Linked DNA regions of Homo sapiens: regions 1, 3 and 4 are each linked to region 2. A link is a contact called in ENCODE Hi-C or POLR2A ChIA-PET data. All regions are on one chromosome and are shown on one strand. Each heading gives the region's core, a stretch centred on a gene start or an enhancer-like site at or near the end of the contact. The rest is flanking DNA. Distances are from core to core; before and after follow the strand shown. Region 1 overlaps FMNL1 (formin like 1). Region 2 holds the start of C1QL1 (complement C1q like 1). Region 3 holds the start of MAP3K14-AS1 (MAP3K14 antisense RNA 1). Region 4 holds the start of MEIOC (meiosis specific with coiled-coil domain).

What was found. A loop is a pair of places that touch in the nucleus more often than their neighbours do. ChIA-PET counts read pairs that join two places held with the same protein, here RNA polymerase II (POLR2A). Pooled maps may share reads with other maps.
Region 1: a loop to region 2 is called in a pooled map, with 6 times the contacts of the local background. The contact joins the enhancer-like site here to the promoter of C1QL1 in region 2. A Hi-C loop is called at or near these places in 4 of 50 pooled maps. POLR2A ChIA-PET finds 5 or more read pairs at or near these places in 2 of 52 experiments (GM10248 and activated T-cell).
Region 3: a loop to region 2 is called in a pooled map, with 7 times the contacts of the local background. The contact joins the promoter of MAP3K14-AS1 here to the promoter of C1QL1 in region 2. A Hi-C loop is called at or near these places in 6 of 50 pooled maps. POLR2A ChIA-PET finds 5 or more read pairs at or near these places in 2 of 52 experiments (BJ and activated T-cell).
Region 4: a pooled map shows a loop between it and region 2 (3-fold over the local background). The contact joins the promoter of MEIOC here to the promoter of C1QL1 in region 2. A Hi-C loop is called at or near these places in 1 of 50 pooled maps. POLR2A ChIA-PET finds 5 or more read pairs at or near these places in 2 of 52 experiments (Caco-2 and PC-9).

Annotation. Positions count from the first base shown.
Region 1 is chr17:45,228,152-45,231,685 of GRCh38, reverse strand. FMNL1 (formin like 1) reads right to left here. Exons shown (of 27, transcript NM_005892.4): 2 at 999-1,082. Among named protein-coding and RNA genes, the nearest start is that of FMNL1, 8.0 kb to the right of the region's middle. RefSeq lists enhancers at 1,867-1,976, 2,367-2,676, 2,594-3,229, 3,277-3,346, 3,527-3,534. Within about 2 kb of position 1,950, at least 29 of the 41 ENCODE cell types and tissues checked have a DNase peak (open chromatin) inside an H3K27ac peak, as active enhancers do.
Region 2 is chr17:44,966,390-44,969,586 of GRCh38, reverse strand. C1QL1 (complement C1q like 1) reads left to right here and starts at 1,284. Exons shown (of 2, transcript NM_006688.5): 1 at 1,284-2,135. The coding sequence starts at 1,539. RefSeq lists a silencer at 994-1,353.
Region 3 is chr17:45,246,119-45,249,340 of GRCh38, reverse strand. MAP3K14-AS1 (MAP3K14 antisense RNA 1) reads right to left here and starts at 1,416. Exons shown (of 4, transcript NR_110326.1): 1 at 1,338-1,416. FMNL1 (formin like 1) reads right to left here. Exons shown (of 27, transcript NM_005892.4): 25 at 3,011-3,131; 26 at 2,737-2,836; 27 at 2,023-2,474. The coding sequence ends at 2,745. It also overlaps the pseudogene EFCAB15P. RefSeq lists enhancers at 569-618, 1,869-1,938 and a silencer at 1,029-1,758.
Region 4 is chr17:44,654,628-44,657,940 of GRCh38, reverse strand. MEIOC (meiosis specific with coiled-coil domain) reads right to left here and starts at 1,473. Exons shown (of 8, transcript NM_001145080.3): 1 at 1,259-1,473; 2 at 680-814. The coding sequence starts at 1,327. RefSeq lists a silencer at 1,460-1,669.

The sequences.
Region 1 (3,534 bases), core at 701-3,200, 260 kb before region 2:
CACTGCAGGCTCCAGCGGCCACTCACACAAAGAGGCAGGGACCACGGCAAAGACCCCTCCCCAGAGGGGCCCCCACCCTTCCAACCCAAACCCCTCAGATTCGCCGAGCCACCCCTCAGACTTTCACTTCTTCCAGCCCTTTGAGCCCCCAACCTCTGAGATGTCAGGCTGAGCTGCTCCAAGGGGACCCCTACCAGAGACTCCAGGGGCAGCTCTCCACCCTCTTCCCACTTCCCAGCCCTTACCCCTGGACTGCTGCCCAGCCGGCTCAGGCCATCTGCTTCATTAGCAGGAGGCAAAGGCCCAGCCTTGGCTCCCAGGGGAGGCTCTCAGCTCCCAACTCCCCACCCCCAGCCTCTGCAGCCTCCCTCCTTCACAGAATCCCTGCGGCAGCCGAGCCCCACCCAGCCCAGCGCTGGGAGAGGGTCGGCCCATGGCCGACCGCAGCCCTTGAAGCTGGAGGGGTGGGGACAGCTGAGTGACCCGTGAGTCCAGGCACCTGGACGGAGCACCAAAGCAGGGGTCCAAAGTGGCTGGCCTTGGGGAGTTGCTGGTCAACTGCAGCTCCTCTGGACCCAAGGCAAAAGGGCAGGAATTCCCGCCCCTTCCTCCCTCCCTCCCATGGGGTCAGGTGAAGATGTCCAACCCCAGGGTCGCCCTCTCCCTTCCCCAGTCCAGAGAGGTTTCTCAGGAAGCTCAGCAGGAGGACAGTGACAGTGCGAGGCCCCAGCTGCCCCAGCCTGAACCAGCTCTGCCAGCTCCTCTGAAGCTGACCCAGCCCTGCTAGTGACTCACAAGGTCTTTTGGGGAGTTCAAGAGAAAGGGATTTGGGAGTCCTGCAGACCCCAGCACCCTCCCCAGGTGCTACATTGGCCACTGAGCAGAGTCTTGGCTCCATGGGCAGTATGGCGGTGCCCCTCTCCCCATAGCCCCAGCCTGGTCAGGGTGGGGTACTGACAGTGGGAGGGAAGGGGTGGCTGGGCAGTGCTGGCACCTACCTGATCACAGATGAGCTCCCACTTCTTCTCGTTGTCATACTGGCTCAGCAGCTGGACCTTGTCTGGGGGCAAGTTCATGCAGTTCTGGGGACAGGGAGGACAAAGACCCCTGAGCCTGGGGCCCCAACAAGGGGAGAGGGGAGAATGGGCATTTGGGGGAAACCCACTTGGCTCCCTAGGAGGTGCATCACCCCCATGAATCCTCTGACCCTAGGAGATACGTAGTGTTATCCAATGAGAAGACCAAGGCCAAGAGAGACAGAGCACCTTTCCCGGGGCACACCAGCTAGAAGGGAGAGCAGGATTTGAATCCGAGTCTGCCTGCGCTGTGTCACCCCCCACACCGCCTCCCTGGCCTGCCTGGTGTGCAGGCAGGAGCGTGGGTTGTCAGCCTACCTCTCTGGGGACCTGAGACACTTCTGGGCCCCAGTTTTCCTGTTGGGGCATCATCTCTTCCCCCATTCTGGTGGGAAGCTAACAGGGGAGCCATCACCAGTCAGGCCAAAGTGTGGCCAGTGGCCAGTGGCCAGTGTCCCACCTCCACGTGCCACCAGATCCCACGTGTACACAGACCAGGCCCAGGGCACCAGTGCCTCACGAACACCAGGAAATCTCTTGCAAGGAGAGTGGACAGCAGCCTTCTCCTCATCCCTCTCCAGCCCCCTCCCACTTGGAGGAGAAGGCTGAGAAAGGAAGGAGAGGGCTGGGGGAGCTGAGGGCGGCCATGTCAGCAGGCAGGGAGTTCCAGATCACAGCTGCAGGGGCGGGGAGATTTGCGGGGAAGGTCACTCGGCCACAGCACTGGGGAGAAGAGCCAGTGCCCTGGGTCTGTGGTGGGGGCCGCCCAGCTGGGACTCCCCCAGGAGCTGAGAAAGGTCAACAGAGCTCTGCCTGGGTCCTCCTCCCCTGGCCACAGATGACAAGGGTACGGTGCCCCTGCCACCACGGAGCAGGTTAGCGCCAGCCCAGGGCTGCCGAATCAACCAGGTGTCAATAGCACCAGGGGCTTTCTGGACCCCCAGACTTGGCTTGTCTCCCTGACAGACCCAAAAGATGAGGCCAGTTCCCTTCAATTTAGTAAACCCCAGGTTATTGAGAGCCTTCTATATGTCTGGCCCAAAAAGACAGTTCCTGCCCTCAAGGAGATCTGAGTTGAGTAAGAGTCTCCATCGGGGATGTGGGAGACCCTGAGGGGCTCACCAGCCATGGTGGTTCACGCTCCACACCCTCAGTCATGTGGCTCTGCAGAGACGCCACAGCTGGAGCAGTCAGAGGGCCACACCCACCTGAGACTCCCCAGCCAGCTTCCCCTCCAGGGTGCTGGGCCTAGTTCTGGGGCTCCAGCCAGACCTTACCCCCAAAATCACTGCCTTGGGTCAGGCCCAGACAACAGGAAGCTGGGTGCGCTCAGCCTCCATTGCCTAAGCTTTCCGGCCAGGCCCTGCTGGAGAGGTGAAACTGCCCCTCCGCCAGGCCCCCCGCCCCCAGCGGCTGAAGGGGGTGGAATACGTCATTCCTCTCCCCTATTGCGAAAGTGAGCCTGGATTGAGGAAACCACCGCTGTCTCATCAGCCGCCCTCCCCCAGCCCTCCAAGGGCCAGGACAGCTCCTGCTACCACAGGGGCAGGGGGTGGGGGAACCGCCCAGGAGTACAAAGGAGGCGAGGTCATTCTCTGTCTCTCTGTCCCTGTCCATCTGTCTGTCTCTCTCGATGATGTCTCTCAGTCACCCCCACCCCACAGAGACAAAGGGTGGGGCAGGGCTAAGGTGGGAGCAAGGTGGAGAAAAGGGACAAAGAGGAGAGACAGGGCCAGCAGTGCCAGGGAAACTGGAGCCGTGGCCGGCACAAAAGACGGTGGCCAGGGAGTAAGGGGATGGCTGAGCCCAGCACAGAGCCACAGAGGGGACAGCTGCTTCCCGACATGAATCCTCCCAGGCCCTCACCCACCCAGGGAACTTTATGGTTCTGGAATGGCCCCAGCGGCATTTCTAGGGGCAGTAACTAGTCATAATGACATCTCCAACAGTCAGGTGGCCAGCTCCACCAGAATGCCTACTGTGCAAGGCACTGCTCCGAGCCCTGCGCGCCGACGACTGCCTTCCACCCTCACTGCCGTCACTGGCACCGTTAACATTCCCACCTCACAGGTGCAGGCACAGATTAGTTTAGTGACCTGCCCAAGGTTACGAAGCCAGTAAGAGGAGAGCTGGGCTGGCTTTGAGCCTGGAGCTGACTCTGAGCCACCACCTGGGTCCACTCCCCCAGGACAGCCCCCTGGTTGTTACTGCCGAGGGGAGGCCTCTGCTGGGGCCTGGAGCACCTGTCTGAACAGTGGTGGAGGGCAGGGTGCCCATGCCCCTTCCCCACCTGGGCCTTCTCAGGCCCCCAGGCCCACATGCCAGCCTGCCAGACAGGCTAAATTTAGGCTCAGAAATCAGAAATAGCTCTGACAGCGCCGAACACTAATTAGCAGCTGCTCCTCAGCTGTGGCTGTGCCCACCGAGGAGCCAGGCACTCCAGGGAGTAGGAGAGGGG
Region 2 (3,197 bases), core at 35-2,534:
TCATTCTTTAGCAGCCGGCCAGTCGCCTCCGAATGGCTGAATCCTCCCCGGTGGGCCGGATAAAGGAGGGCGAAGGAGGAGCGGTGGAGCAGCCCGACCTGGGCCTCAGATAATGTGACAAATATTTTGATGGAAGCAGACACGTTTCGGTTTATGCAACCTAAACACTTTGCTGCACTTGAGGAAGAGGAGAGCCTCCCACAGCCTGATGGGGAGAAGAGTTAGGGGGCGGCGGAGGAGGCTGGGGAGTGAGGGAGGAGGAGCTGAGGGGCTGGATGAGATCCACCCCTCATCCTGGAGGCTGGAAAAGGGGGTTACCCCTCAGGGACGTATTTGCATCTGTCAGCATGGAGAAATAACGTGGGGGTGCCCACCTTTTTAGGATCCCCTTTTCTCCCTGGTCTAGAGGCAGAAGTAAAGGGATTGAGCAGAGGGAGATGGAAGAAAAGGGCCCAGGAAAAAGCAGCCTGGCCACAGTTCGGTGAGGAAGGGGCAGAGGCGAGGAGGGGTTGGAAGCTCCTGCCCCACCTCGGGGGAGACGGGTCCCGGAACAGTCAGATCCAGAAAGGAGGAGGCGGCTGCCGTCTGGCTCCGCTGGGCCCCCGGACAGGCATTCATCCGATATCTGGATCTCCCAGACGGGTGGTCTGCGAGGCCTGAGTGCCAAATGGTCCCCTCCGTATCCTCTTCTTCGCTTCATAACCCCCTTTCTCATCCTACCTTCCAGCTCCCCGCTCCGTCCTCCCCTCAATCGCTCTTTGTCCCCTGCAGACCTGGGCGCTATCCCCTCGCTTCCGCCCCCTGCGGGTCTTGGCCCGTCGCGACCCCAGTCCCTCTGTTTTCCTGGTGACCGACCCTCGAAGCCTCTCCTCTCCCGATCCCCTCGGAGCTCTCTAGCTCTCCCTGTGGCCCTCTCTCCCTTTCGCATTTTGGTCCCTACTCTCCCCTTCCCTTGGAGCGCCTCTCGGGTCTCTCGGACCCCGGCCCCCACCCCATTTCCGAATCTCGGTCTCCGCGTACTCAGTCTCTTCTTTCCTCTCCCTGCTCCCGCCCGGGGTCTCCGCGGCCCCGCCCCCTTATGCCCCGCCCACCTCGAGGCGCCCGCGGCCCAATTAGGCGCCGGCCCCGCCCGCAGCCCCACCCCTAGAGAGCCCAGAGCCGCGCGGAGCTGGCGGGGCGGGGCCCGGCCGAGGGGGCGGTGGCCCGGCTCAAGGAGGCGGGAGGAGTCAGGCGGGAGGCTGCAGGCGGGAGGCGGGAGGCGGGAGGCGGCGGCCGCGGCGCTCAGTCCGGCAGCGCAGCAGGAGGGAGGCGCGAGGCAGGAGCCGGCGGCTGGGCTCCGCAGCGCAGCCAGCGCAGCGCGGCGCCCCGGGCCCGGCCCCATGCCCGCAGCCCCGCCGGACCGTCCTTGAGCGCGGGCGCCTAGCCCGCGCCCCCTGCCCGCCGGCACCATTGCCCCGACGGCGCGGCCGGGCGGCCCGGCGCTCCCCAGGCTCCGCGCGGGCCGAAAGACGCTGCTAGCGGCCGCCGCGGGTGTGGTGATGCTGCTGGTGCTGGTGGTGCTCATCCCCGTGCTGGTGAGCTCGGGCGGCCCGGAAGGCCACTATGAGATGCTGGGCACCTGCCGCATGGTGTGCGACCCCTACCCCGCGCGGGGCCCCGGCGCCGGCGCGCGGACCGACGGCGGCGACGCCCTGAGCGAGCAGAGCGGCGCGCCCCCGCCTTCCACGCTGGTGCAGGGCCCCCAGGGGAAGCCGGGCCGCACCGGCAAGCCCGGCCCTCCGGGGCCTCCCGGGGACCCAGGTCCTCCCGGCCCTGTGGGGCCGCCGGGGGAGAAGGGTGAGCCAGGCAAGCCGGGCCCTCCGGGGCTGCCGGGCGCGGGGGGCAGCGGCGCCATCAGCACTGCCACCTACACCACGGTGCCGCGCGTGGCCTTCTACGCCGGCCTCAAGAACCCCCACGAGGGTTACGAGGTACTCAAGTTTGACGACGTGGTCACCAACCTAGGCAACAACTACGACGCGGCCAGCGGCAAGTTTACGTGCAACATTCCCGGCACCTACTTTTTCACCTACCATGTCCTCATGCGCGGCGGCGACGGCACCAGTATGTGGGCAGACCTCTGCAAGAATGGCCAGGTGGGCCAGGCGGGGGCATGGGGCTGGGCTGGGCCCAGGGCACCCAGGGAGCCCGGGGCAAATGGGTACCTGATCGGAGTTGGCGGGGGCGCCAGGCGGACGCAGGTGGAGATCCCACCCCACAGCGGCCCCGCTTGGTCATCACGTGTGGGGATGGTCGGAGCCAGCGGACATCGCCGATCCTCAGTTCCTGGGTTCCCGCTCCAAGACAGACGCTGCTGGGCACCGTCTGGAACGCTACTGGAAATGCGGGAAATGAACCCAACTAGTCAGAGCGCAGGGCTCCCAGGTGCACGGACTTGCCCTTGGGGGCTTGCCCCTTGGGAAGTGGATTCGGGCCGACAGCAGTGGGCGATAAGGGGAGGGCAAGGATGGGCTCTGGCGTATGGAACAGGGAGAAGCAGCATCCGCGCCCGCGGGCGCCTAGGCGCGTGGCCATGGGCGCGAGCGGAGAAGGCTGGCTGCAGGAAATGTTTGGGGCACAAAGGCAAAGGGAGCCCGGTGCTTACAGCCCTGGCTGCAGTGCCTCCCCTGCCCTGGAGAAGGGACCATTGGGCGAATCTGACACCCTTTGCAAAATCCGGGAGTTGGGGAGCTGTTTCCCACTGTAGCAGAGCTTCCCCAAAAAGAAGGCAGTCTGGGGGGCGGGGGAGTTTTTCCTCCTGAGGCGGGGAGGGGGTGGGGGGTGGGGGGTGGTGGAAGAGATGGAAACTCCCCCTCCTCTTGGTCTCCCAGCTCCAGCCCCTCCTGACTCTGGAGTGTGTGGGGTCCTCTCCATTCTCCGTCCCCATCTCAGACGCTGCAGCTGGAAAGCACTGAGTGTGTCGGGGACTCTGGTACCGGGACTCGCATGTGCGTGTAGCTCTCCTTGGAATGGCCGACCCCAGGACCAGCCTCCACCCAGCCCCGCCCTGGGGTGACAATTTTAGCCAGCTCTCTTGATACCACCTCCCTTCCCAGTGCTCTCACTCGTGGTGGCCTGTGACCTGGGGGTGTGGTCAGGCTGAGCATTCTCTTCGAAGAAGGGGACCACTGGTCAGAACTAAAGCTGAGCTAGTGGAA
Region 3 (3,222 bases), core at 167-2,666, 280 kb before region 2:
AAACTCTTCAGCTCCAGCCCAACAGGCACCGTGGACATGCACAGCATGAAAGTTGCCCTGGGCAATGTGGGTATCCAGCTGAGTCCACAGGAGACGTTCGAGGCTCTGCGGCAGGCAGACTTGGATGGTGGGTGCCCCAACCCTGTCTTCTTGTCCCCTCCCACCTCCAGGCATTCTTTTAAAGAATGCCTCCCCTTCCCACAAAATCCTGGCCTGGTCCTATTTTAAAGTTCCCTCTTCCAGGAAGCCTGCCCTGACCAACACACCTATCTCATGGCCTGTAAACGTTGCTGCTGTGTTCATCCTAATCCTGATTTGGGAACCCCCAAGGCATGGGCCGTTTCTCCCCCATTGAAACTGGGGTCTGCCCTTGGCTAGAGGCAGGACTAGATTCTCTAACACCTGGAACTGCCAGCAGGCATGTGCAAGGCAGGCCTTCTGCAGGGGGCAGGCACCCACAGCACCCCCTCTCCTCTCTCCCCAGGTGATGGAATCGTAAGCTTCATTGACTTCCTGGGTGTCTTCGATGACAACCACCGCTTGGCTCAGTGCATGGGTGAGGGGCAAGGCTGGTGGAGGAGGGGTGGGCCTGGCTTAGGGGGTGCCCCCTCCTCACCCTCCTTCACCTTTTTTGCCCCCAAGCCGGGTGAGGAACAGCCAGCTCTGTACCCCCAGGGACTGCAGACCCTGTTCTTGGAAATGCTGTTCAAGCTGCTGGGCCGGGGCTTTGTGCCCTCCAAGTTGGCACGGGGGGTGATGAGGTGGGCACAACCATACCAGCTCCTGGGCCCACAATGGGAGGAGCAAACCCTGCCCCCCGCAGGGACCCCTGATATTCCTGCCCTAGAGACGGGAGCCCTGAATTCTGAGTCTGTTTCCTGGGCCCCAAGTCGCCCCAGGACAAAGACAAAGCAGCGGCTTCCGGCCCTGCTTTGGCTTCCGCACCTGTGAGACAGAGAGGGCTGGGAGTGTCTGAGGCGGCCGCCCCGCCTCTCTTCTCCAAGCTACTACTTCAAGAAGCAGCGGGCTCTGCGGCTCAGCCCAGGCTGCGGGGGTTGGGGGGCGCTCCCACGCGGGGCTCGCCTTCTGCCACGCGGCGCGCATCAGCGACCTCTCCAACTAGGAGCTGGCGCGCTCGCTGCACAAACTGCACGAAGTAGGTGCGTCCCCGACGGGGCGGGGGGCGCCGGGACCCGCGGGAGGGACCTCTCCCGGCCACTTACAACCCCCGCCCTCGCCTCCGACCCCCAGGACCCGTTCTGAGGACCGTCTCCTCCTCCACCTCCTCCCAGGCACCCGCCCCAGGTGCGCGCAGCCCGTACTCTCAGATTCCTAACCTGGAGGGGTTGGCGCTCCCGGAACGCAGGACACGAAGCCCAGCCCCGGGCCCCGGCTTCCGCCTGATCCAGCCCTACTAGCCCGGCCGCCCCAAGATCCCGCCCAGCCCGGGGCGTGTCTCGGCCTAGGTGAGAGCCGGCGGGCGGGGGAGGGACACGCAGTGAGGGGCGGGACAAGTGCCCGGAGGACAGACAGATGGGGCGACACTGGCTGGTGGAGGGGAGGGGCAGGCGAGGAGCGGGGGCAGGCCCGGAAGAAATGGGGACCCGGCAGGCGGTGACGGAGGCGGCACGCGCGGAGATGTAAGGCGAGGTCACTTATGGCGTCACTAAGTACTGGGTAGGGCGAAAGGAAAAGGGGCCAGATGCCCGGGTGGGAGGCAGGACTGGCGCAAATGGGGCGGGGCAGCCGGAAGGAGAACTGCTGCGGGGCTGGCCCGGCGTGTCTAACCCCAGCTGCCCGCTCGCCCCCTCCGGCCTCCCGCAGGGATACTGGGCCAGCCACGAAAGCCTCCGCCCCCTCGAAGCGGGCTCCCTCGCCGCCAACTCTAGTGAAGAAGCAGCCCTTCTCCCCGGCGCCCGCTGGTTTGCAGAGGCCTGCTATGAAGAGCTTGTGCAAGTAAAGCGTTTGCTGAGCGGAAACAGGCTGCGGGTGGCTGCGGCAGGCATGGAGCCGACGCGGATCTTTTGCAAACATCTTTATTAATCTCATATAAAAATAAGGTCCATGGACGGTCCTCGGGGCTGGGGCTTGCGGGGGCGAGGTGCACTTTATAAGTTACAGGCCAGGCTCCTGCTGAGGCTAAGTATGGCTATTTGGAGGGGGCTTTAGGGTGGGTGCTGCAAGCAGCATTTGGGGGAAGGGGCGGGCGATGCTGCCCTCTGTGGCCAAGAGGAGGATGCACCAGCCCGTTTGAGGCGGGCCACAGCGGAGGAGGGGCTGCCCGGCCAGCCGAGCTGAGGACCACCTTCCTTGAGCCTCAGCCTGTCCACGGCCCCACACCCCTGCAGAATCCACCTGCAGAAATAGCGGCTACAGCGAGAGGTCGGAGGTGACCTGCAGTGGGGGGCCCGGGGGACGCCGACGGGCACTGCGGCGGCCTGTGTCTGCGCGGATGTAGGGCTGGTTCCGCAGATCTGGCAGCCGAAGGAGACACATTTACCATTCAGGAGTCCGCCCAGAGCTGGGAGCATGGCTCCAGGGCACAAAGCTTAGCCTCCTAAGGACTCAGATTGTGTGCACATGGCAGGGGTACCGTTTATGTTTGCCAGACCCCTCCACCCCACAAATCACATCCCAGCCATCCACTGGCCCAGGAGAAGGCAGCATGCCTCAGTTCTCCCAAGGGTCCCAGGGGCTGTGGGCAGCGTGGTATCAGAGGCCAGGTCATCTGGGTACCTGAGGGGCTAGAGGGGCATCTCTTCTCCCAGGCTGGCCTCACAGAGGAGCCGGGATGTCCGCTTGCCGGTGCGGGCCGTGAAGGGCACCGTCTTGATCACTGAGTGGGGGTGGGGCAGGTGAAGGGGAGTAGAGAAAGGAAAAAGGAAAGAAAAACAGAAAAGGTAGCAAGAAGCAGTGTGGCAGCCAGTCCCCCAGAGGATAGCGCATTGGGTCAGAAGAAAGCATAGAAGGACAGACTGAGGATAAGACCAAGGCCTGGCCAAGCCCTTACCTGTGATGATGTCTTCAATGGCCCCATCACGGTCGCTCTCATAAATGAGTGGCTCCTTCTGCTGCCTCCGTTTCAGCTCAGAGATGAGGTCCATCTGTGGCCGCCGGGCCTTTGGCGGTGACTAGGGGGAATTTATAGCTCCAGCTCCAGGATGCCTCCCCATCACCAAAACCCTGGAATATCTGCCTGGTCCCCCACAGCAAGGACAGCTG
Region 4 (3,313 bases), core at 224-2,723, 310 kb after region 2:
GACAGAGGTTGCAGTGATCCGAGATCGCACCACTGCACTCCAGCCTGGGCAACAGAAGGAGACTCCGTCTCAAAAAACAAAACAAAACGGCTGGACGCGGTGGCTCATGCCTGTAATCCCAGCACTTTGGGAGGCCGAGGTGCGCGGATCACCCGAGGTTGGGAGTTCGAGACCAGCCTGACCAACATGGAGAAACCCTGTCTCTACTAAAAATACAAAATTAGCCAGGCGTGGTGGCGCATGCCTGTAATCCCAGCTACTCCGGAGGCTGAGGCAGGAGAATAACTTGAGCCCCGGAGGCAGAGGTTGAGGTGAGCCGAGATCGCACCACTGCACTCCAGCCTGGGCAACAAGAGCAAAACTCCATCTCAAAAACAAAAAACAAAAACAAAACAAACAAAAAAAACAGCCGGGCGTGGTGGCGCGTGCCTCAGGAAGCTGAGGCACAAGAATCGCCTGAGCCCGGCTGGCGGAGGTTGCAGTGAGCCGAGATGGCGCCACTGCACTCCAGCCTAGGAGACAGAGCAAGACTCTGTCTCAAAAAAAAAAAAAAAAAAAAAAAGTTTTCCCTGGTTTTCTCTTCCTTAACTGTGGAGCCATTAAACACCTATGAATCGGTGGCTCGAGTAAATCCATTTGAGAATAAATCGTCTAACAGAGGCAGAGTTTACTAAAGGACCTGCGATGTGTAGCAATCGTAGAAGGAAGCGGAGCCAGTCAACATCACGCTGCCGAAGACGTCGGTTAACCTGCTGCCGGCGTCGGCGCCGAGGTTCCAACAGCGATTCGCACCTCCGGGGAACGCGACTTTGGGCTGCAGCACACGGGAATAGGAAATATCAGAAAGTGGTCACGAGGGTGACGCCGGAGCTGAAACGGCCCGACACCTGTTCTACCTCGGCTGTTCGGCTCAATTCCGAACCCTCTCAGAGGACACGAATGTGGGGGCCCGCGCTTCCAGCCTCGGGATTCTCACTCTCCCCTCGGGCCCCCTGAGTGCTGACCCCGAGGGGCGCCCCTCCCCGGCCACCGCCTCAGCGCGACGGCTGCCTCCCGGGAATCGCGGCGACCCGCGCTCCGTCCGGCCCGTCCAGTCAGCCCGCGCCGCGCCCCCCGCCCGCCCGCCCCGTTCGGCCTCCCCACCGACGACCCGCCTCTGCCGCCCCGTCTAGGGACGCGCCCCCTCCTCAGCCTCTCCTCCTCGTCGCCTCTTGCAAGTCTGGCCGCCCCCTGGACCCTGCCCTTCCTCATCCATTACCTCAAGTCCTTCCTCCCTCAGGCCTGAGGGGTGAGGGCGCGGGCAGGTGTCTCCGCGTCTCACCTCCATGGGGCGCCCCCCAGCCTCTCCTGGACTAGGCACAGCTCCTGGGGTACGGGGGTGATGGGGGGGGCGTCCAGGCCCGGCTCCCTCAGCCCGCACCCCGCCGTCTCCGCAGCCGCCTCCGCCGCCCGGGCGCTGCCTGGAGCCAGTGTGCGGGTAAGGGAAGTCCGAGCGGGGAGGGAGGGGCGGGGGCAGAGGCCGTTACCTGGCCTGCCTGGGGCTCGCGGCTCGGCACGCGACACGGCACAGGCGCGCCCCGCCCCGCTGTGAGGCCCGCCCCTCCCGTTTCGCAGCCCGCCATTGGTCCGATGCCCATCCAATGGGCGACCACTCCAGGCTCCGTTACCCCCCAGAGACAAGGAGAGGAAGGGGCGGTTAGCGGACCACGCTCTCTCGCCGCTTCTGAGCTTTTCCCGCTCAAAGTAAATGTGTTCGGGATTGGCCCGGACTGGCAGGCACCGGCCCGATGATTTGCTGATAGGGCAGCGGAGAGGCCGGTCGTGGAAGGTTGAAAGAGCTAAAGAGCGCAGCCCTACCGGGTGGGAGAGGTGTTGGAGGCACTTGGAAGATTTGAGAAGTCGCTCAGCAACTGGCTTATCCTCCAAAACCTAGCTGTTGCGCACATTTCATTTGTCCGACATTTCATATTTGTTCCTTAGTCCCTCCCGTAGCTTCAGAATCCGTTGGAGCTGCCCAGAGACTGATATATCTTGTACCGGTTTGGGGAGGGCGAGGAGCAACTTGTGGATTGGGTGTTGCTGGGAGACCCCTTTTTGAGGGAGAGCTGCCCTGTGTCCTAAGCCCGGGCTTTCAGTCCGGGTTAAGGCATTTAAGTGTTAATGTGACTTTTGAACAAAGTTCGCTGTGACCTTTTTGTTCGTTTTTGTTTGTCTGTGTAAAACAGGGTCTTGCTCTGTCGCCCAGGCTGGAGTGCAGTGGCGCTATCATAGCTCGTTGCAGCCTTGAACTCCCGGGTTCAAGCGACCCTCCCGCCTCAGCCTCCCGAGTAGCTGGGGCTGCAGGCACGCGGCGCCACCACTCCTGGCTAATTTTTTAATTTTTTTGTAAAGCTGAAGGGCGGGGGGGTTGGGTCTCCTTATGTTGCCCAGGCTGGTCTCAAACTCCTGGTCTCGAGCGATCCTCCCGCCTCAGCCTCCCGAGTAGTTGGGGCTACAGGCGCGTGCCACCACTCCCAGCTAATTTTTTTTTTTTTTTTTTTTTTGGTGAGATGGAGTCTCACTGTCGCCAGGCTAGAGTGCGGTGGCGCAAAGGCTCACTGCAACCTCCGCCTCCCGGGTTCAAGCGATTCTCCCGCCTCAGCCTCCCGAGTAGCTAGGACTACAGGCCCACGCCACCACGCCCCGCTAATTTTTGTATTTTTAGTAGAGACGGGAATTTCACCATGTTGTCCAGGATGGTCTCGATCTCTTGACCTCGTGATCCGCCCGCCTCGGCCTCCCAAAATTCTGGGATTACAGGCGTGAGCCACGGCGCCTGGCCCTAGCTAATTTTTTAATTTTTTTGTAGAGCTGGGGTTGGAGGTGGGGATGGGGGTAGGGGGTTGGATCTCCTTATGTTGCTCAGGCTGGTCTTGAACTGAACTCTTGGCCTGAAGTGATCCTCCGCCTCGGCCTCCCAAAGTGTGGGATTACAGGTGAGAGCTTACATAAACAAGCCATTCCAGGCACCCAACAAACCATTCACATAGCAGTCAGATTGGGGATGTGATGGTCTCAGAGAAATGCTAGTTTTTGTCCCTAGACACTGCTAAAAAATCAGATAGTTGAAATATAAAAGAAGTAAACACAGTAAGCACCTTTAGGCTGTTTTTATATTTAAAATCAAAACTTGAGAAATGAGCACTTAAGTGGAAGATACTGTTTTAACTCAGACACGAATGGAAGTAGGAGGATGAGTTTTATTGACCCATATTGTCCTGATAGTTACTTCAGGTCTCTACTCAGCTTTGAGTTCAGAAAGCTCACCAAGGCT